Linked DNA regions of Mus musculus: region 2 is linked to region 1. A link is a contact called in ENCODE Hi-C or POLR2A ChIA-PET data. All regions are on one chromosome and are shown on one strand. Each heading gives the region's core, a stretch centred on a gene start or an enhancer-like site at or near the end of the contact. The rest is flanking DNA. Distances are from core to core; before and after follow the strand shown. Region 1 holds the start of Slmap (sarcolemma associated protein). Region 2 holds the start of Pde12 (phosphodiesterase 12).

Evidence for each region. Hi-C counts contacts between places; a loop is a spot of excess contacts on that map. ChIA-PET counts read pairs that join two places held with the same protein, here RNA polymerase II (POLR2A).
Region 2: a loop to region 1 is called in a map of heart, with 2.9 times the contacts of the local background. The contact joins the promoter of Pde12 here to the promoter of Slmap in region 1. A Hi-C loop is called at or near these places in 2 of 37 maps with a recorded cell type or tissue (both heart). POLR2A ChIA-PET finds 5 or more read pairs at or near these places in 3 of 5 experiments (Patski and embryonic stem cell).

The regions. Positions count from the first base shown.
Region 1 is chr14:26,533,062-26,536,101 of GRCm38, reverse strand. Slmap (sarcolemma associated protein) reads left to right here and starts at 1,478. Exons shown (of 23, transcript NM_001310445.1): 1 at 1,478-2,774. The coding sequence starts at 2,577.
Region 2 is chr14:26,668,359-26,671,398 of GRCm38, reverse strand. It overlaps Pde12 (phosphodiesterase 12), which reads left to right and starts at 1,553. Exons shown (of 3, transcript NM_178668.3): 1 at 1,553-3,040. The coding sequence starts at 1,847. Mir7672 (microRNA 7672) reads left to right here and starts at 1,791; the gene lies at 1,791-1,852.

The sequences.
Region 1 (3,040 bases), core at 229-2,728:
GCATAGCATTACAGAAGCAATGAAATGAATACTGTTAATGTGGTTTGACACCACAAAGCCTCTCTGCAAGGGGGTTGTGTCTTGTCATTATGTTATAGAAGAGAAAAAGTATCCTAAAGAAGTTTAAAGCCATGTCCAACGTTTCTCAGGGAAGTCTGTGGTCACAGGAATCTCAAGAATGAAGTCAACACTGATTTGAAGAGATTAAGATTCTCTACAGTCTTTCCTAAGGTTTTCTTTCAGCTCGAGCCACGGTTTTTTCTTCTTTGGAACAATGACTCCATACATACTGGTCTTTCTCCTCGCAATTCCCAGGCTTAACACAGACTTCAGGATTGTTGGTTGGGTTATTCTCTGTATTTTCCTATTAGTAACTTTCGACCTTGACCCCTCTTTGGAAACGTGTTTTAAAACTTTCTGGTCTCAAGTAGGGTGTGGTGGCGCACACCTTTAATCCCAACACGCTGGAGGCAGTGGCAGGTAGATTTCTGAGTTGTAGGCCAGCTTGATCTACTTAAAGGGCTCCTGGACAGCCAGAGAAACCCTGTCACTAACCCTACCATTACCCCAACAAAATCCTCCCCCACTCCAAAAAACCCCCCACAACTTTCTGTTCTCCACGTTAGAACCCACGAAGGAGTTCTGAGAAACATAGTCGCATCAGTGAAAAGGACAGGAATTTGGGATGGAATTCATAAAGCCCGGTGAATTAGCAGAGGGAGGAAAGTCCTTCAGGTGTCATTAAGTCTAGGGACTTGTGGAATTTGGTCATCTGTAGAGCAGTGGTGAGTGACTCAGTTGCCCACAGCTACGATGACTGCTAATGAGTATGTCCTTTGCATGGAATTATTCTCCGCACGTGTTAGTATTTTCAGTGAGAACTGTAGTAAACACACTTAGTACACGTAGGTACTTGTAGGTACTTTCTTATTCATATGTTGCCGCTGTGTGTGCTTTTGAAACATTCAACCCCTCAAAGTTTCTCTTGCCCTTAACCAAAATGGCCCTTAAGGTTGTCTGGAGCTTTGAAGCTTCTGGCCCTTAACAAAGATGGCGCCAGGGGTCATGTTAAAAATAAGCTTGCCTTCTTCCCTGCCAGTGACAAACATGGCTTCCACGGCGTCAATCACATGATACCCCCTATCTACGGCACGGGAGCCGGCGGAGGAGGGCCCTTGAAAAGGGTGCGCGTTCCCGTGGCGGTGCACCCGGTAGGTTTCAGTCAGAGTCACTATGGCGGCCAACGCTGGCAAGGTAAGCTGAGGCGGCGGCGGAGGTGGTGGCGGCGGTGGCGGCAAGGGAGGAAGGAGCCGACGTTCCGTCCTGGCTCCGGAATCCCGTAGCCTGAGCAAGGAGAGGTCGCCCGAGGTCGGAGGCAGCGGCCGGGGACTGGCGGGGGCTGGCTGAAGGGGGCGAGGGCTGAGGCGAGCGGGCGCCGGTCCCTGACTGCCGTTTGTTTTGGTGTCTCCCCGCCTAGGTCGGAAAGTTTCCTGCCTCGTCCGCCACCGCCTGAGCTTGCCGCACTGGCTGCGAGTGGAGGAGGCTGCGGCGGACCCAGCCCCGGCCTCCAGGCCTCTCCCTCCACCTCCGGGCCAGCCTCCCTCCCCCACCCCGTCGTCCTGCGGGAGCCGCCAGTCCCTGCGATGCGACCCTCGCGAGGACGCTCCTGAGGGGAGGTGGCCCATGTGCTGAGCAGCAGAGCCCGAGAGCTCCGAGAAACCAACTTCCCGCCGGCCCGCCCGTCGGCCCGCTCGCCCGCCCGGTCGCCCGAGCCTCCCCGGGGTAGCTCCTCGCTCTGTCCGCACCGGCCTGCAGAGCCGGGTCCCCGCCCTGGTCGCGGGGACACCCGTCAGGTGCCCGGGACTCGCGACCCAGACGCCGCCCGTGCCCCGGCAGCCCTCCCACGCCTCCAGCCCGGGATCGCAGCCTCGGCTCACGCTGGGCCGGGGACCCCTGCCACTCCCGGGCGGCCTCGGCGCAGCAGGGCAATGCAGCCCGGCCCGCTGGCCCTCTAGTCCTCCTCGTCCGTCCCCGCACCTCTTCTCAGCCCCGAGGCCCCGCGGTGGCTGCCCGGAGGTCCTCCGCGCCTCTTCCTTGAGCCCCGAAGGACCTTCCTGGCTGCGCGAGTCAACCCTCTTCATGCTGCAGTGCTGCACCGTTTCCGCTACCGAAGGGGACAAGCGGCCGGGATCTCAAACAAAACACAAGAACTGGTGTGTGACTCATCTGCTCGGATACCTCCTGTCCCCAAACTGTCTTCCAGGAGTTTTCTTGGCCGAAGCTGCCCAATGTTTGAGCCTTTTCTTCCTAGGGAAGATGGACTGAAAGCTGCTAGTTGGGGACTTTTTTTGGTCAAGGTGCCTCTGTATTTTAAAGGAGGTGATGGGGCTTGCGCTGGCTTGTCCTCCTGCCCAATTGAAGAGTTGTTGATGTTCACTGGTTATGCTTAGACAATGCGCAGTTTGTTTTAATTTAAAAATTTTGGGGGGTTAGGGGGTGTAGGCTTGAGAAGAGCATTCCGAACCTGGAGGAGCTCCTCATTGTCCCTGGTCCAGACACCCCCCAGCCTGTCCTCGATGCCGTCAGCCTTGGCCATCTTCACTTGCCGCCCGAACTCGCACCCGTTTCAGGAGCGTCATGTCTACCTGGACGAGCCCATCAAGATCGGCCGCTCGGTGGCACGCTGTCGACCAGCGCAGAATAATGCCACCTTTGATTGCAAAGTGCTGTCAAGGAACCATGCCCTCGTCTGGTTTGATCACAAGACGAGCAAGGTAATGTCGCTATAGTGTTTGACAGTCTTTCCTTTCCTTTCCTTTCCTTTCCTTTCCTTTCCTTTCCTTTCCTTTCCCTTCACCTTCTCTGAGAGGTGTAATGTATGCAACGATCTCAGGGTTTCTTCCCAGAGGACACTTTTCTGCGAGGCCTCGGAATCAGCTTTTTGTGTGTGTCTGAATTCTAGTGGAAATGGAATCGAAGTGGTTGAATGAAAAACAGAGAAGGTATTGTTACTAAATGTCTCGGCAGGGCGATGGCTTCT
Region 2 (3,040 bases), core at 304-2,803, 140 kb before region 1:
TTTTCATCTGGGTTCTAAGGATCAAACTTAAATCCTCATTCTTGCATGGCAAACACTATACCAACTATGCTATTTGCAGACTTTCTTTCTCTAAGGCCTTCTTAAATCCTCACAATTGCTAGCCAAGTACTCTTATCACTGAACTGTACCCTTAGTTTGTGTTTCTTCTTCTTTTTTAAAAAATTTTATTTTATCTGTATGAGTACACTGTTGCTGACTTCAGATATACCAAAAGAGGGCATCAGAACTCACTACAAATGGTTGTGAGCCACCCTGTGGTTGCTGAGAATTGAACTCAGGAGAGCAGTCAAGTGCTTTTAATCACTGAGCCATCTCTCCAGCCAGTTTGTGTTTCTTGATATTAAAAATAAAAGTGTTCCTAGTCCTTTCCCTCCAATATGTATTATCAAAATCATACTATTGCTTAATCTCTCAAGTTTCAATTATATAATTACAAATGGGGCTATAAGTCAATTTAATAAAAGTATAGCTTCAGTAGTGGCATTTACAGCTGGGCATGGTGGTGTATGCCTTTAATCCCAGCACTCAGGAGGCAGAGACAGGCAGATCTCAGGAATACACAAAGTAAATCCTGCTTCGAAAACCAAAAACAACAAAAAGGCATTTGCTTATTACTTTCAAGCTTGTGGATTAAAAACAAGCTTTCCACGAGATTTGACATTGTCAGAATACTTCTTGAAAAATAAAAGACCGTGCAAACAAAAGGTCTGGGCTGGCGAAATGGCTCAATGGGTAAAGTTGCTGCCAGGCCTGACAATCTGAGTTCAGTAGAGTTGAAGGGTCTTTCTTACAGACTAGTACTCCCGGGGCTCCCTGTTCCAGTCAGATAGGACTTCGTTTTGGTCTACAAATAAACCAAGATCATTCGTATTAAGAAATAAAACTCTCGGCGAAATTTAATCTTCAAATTAAGTAAAATGGGGAGGGGTTTAGCGTCTTCGTTTAAAGAGTTCTTAAAGTTTTACCTGAGTCCTATAATTTTATTTGCTAAACCTTTCAACCCTACAAAGACAAGGTCTTCCAAGCTCTTTACTACTTAAACCACTAACAGCTTTCGAAAACATGTCTGTACTTTTTCTATCATTTACTATGCTGTGTAGCTTTGACTCAGTCTTCCTGGGTTCCAAGGCGGATAGGAAACCTACCTCAAAACCTAACAACAACAAAAGCGCGAGGCTCAAGTACATTATGCATCTTGTGTTTTGTATCCTCAGAGCTCACAAGCTGGTGGAAGAAGCCGGCGGGCGGCTCGGAGCTCCTTAGCTACCACAAGCTCCACACTTGTCGTGCTTAGCTTCACTCGACCCGCCACACCTCGAAAGACCAGGGAACAGGTCCGCCAACTGTGCAGAGCGGACGTTGCAATCCTGGGGAGGAGGCCGGCGCCTACACACAGCCATAACCGGAGCAACTGGAAATGACAGAAAGCCTAGTGTTTCCCGGAGGCACCGCCCAGTCACTTCCGGTTCCGTAAGCCTATTGTTCCCGCCCTCAGCCTACACTTTCAACAAAACTTCGGGTTCTGGTAGCTCCCTCGGGCACTCTTATATTTCCTTCACTCTTCGCCTTTTACCCATGTTGAATAAAAACACCAAGGCGCTCGAAACTCGAGACCGGCGGTCAAGACAAGAAGGAGCTGGCAAGTGGCCTTGGCGAAAGTGCGAGTCGGGAACACCGCGCGCTTGATGCTCACACCCCGGCTTCTGCTTGCCGCCGACCGGAAGTCCACGGTCTGAATGGGTCTTGTACCCGGCCACGGCCGCTCCTCCCGGTGGACTTGACAGCGGGCGACTCTGGATCTCTGATCTCGTCGGCTGCCAGGTTCATGTGGAGGCTCCCGGGCCGCAGCGCGCTTCGTGGGGTCCGGTCGGTGGTGGAGCGGCGCAGCCGGGCCGAGGCAGGGACTCACGAGGCGGTGCGCGCCATGGAGCGCGCGGTGGTGCGCTGTGTGCCCTCGGAGCCCAAGCTCAGCCTGTCTTTCGCGTTGGCCGACGGCAGCCACAAAAACATGCAGAGGGACCAGAGCGAGCCTCTGGGCCGGGCCCTCAGCCGGATCGCTACCAACGCCCTCAAGGGACACGCAAAGGTAGCGGCCGCCAAGAAGAGCAGGAAGAACCGAGCCCACTCGAGCGGTGGCGCGGCCTGTGAGGCTACAGGGCCTGAGCCGGTTGCGACCTGCGAGCCGGTGGTGAAGCTGTACTACCGGGAGGAGGCGGTGGCCGAGGATGTGCTCAATGTGGACGCCTGGCAGGACGGAGCGGTGCTGCAGATCGGCGACGTCAAGTACAAGGTGGAGCGCAACCCGCCCACCTTCACGGAGCTGCAGTTGCCGCGCTACATCATGGCTGGCTTCCCTGTGTGCCCCAAACTCGGCGTGGAATTTGGGGATCCCGCCAGCTCCGTGTTCCGCTGGTACAAGGAAGTCAAACCCGGGGCGGCAGAACCTGGGGACAGCGGCCCCGCGTCCTCGTCTCACTCTTCGCAGCCTTCAGCTTGGATCGAGACCGGTGTGGACGAGCGCGTCTACACCCCGTGCAATGCAGACATCGGGCTCCGGCTCCGGCTTCACTGTACACCGGGCAATGGGCAGCGCTTCGGGCCAAGCCGGGAGCTAGAAAGCCTGTGCCCGGTGGAGGCCGGGCCTGGCACCTGCACTTTTGACCATCGACATCTGTACACCAAGAAGGTGACGGAGGACTCTTTCATCCGCACTGTCTCCTACAACATCCTGGCAGACACGTACGCCCAGACTGAGTTCTCTCGGACGGTCTTGTACCCGTACTGTGCCCCCTACGCCCTGGAGCTTGACTACCGCCAGAATCTCATACAGAAGGAGCTCACAGGCTACAACGCAGACCTCATCTGTTTGCAGGAGGTGGACCGCGCGGTGTTCTCCGACAGCTTGGTACCGGCCCTGGAGGCCTTCGGGCTGGAGGGCGTGTTCCGAATCAAGCAGCACGAAGGCCTGGCCACTTTCTACCGGAAGTCCAAGTTCAGGCTCCTTAGTCAACATGACATC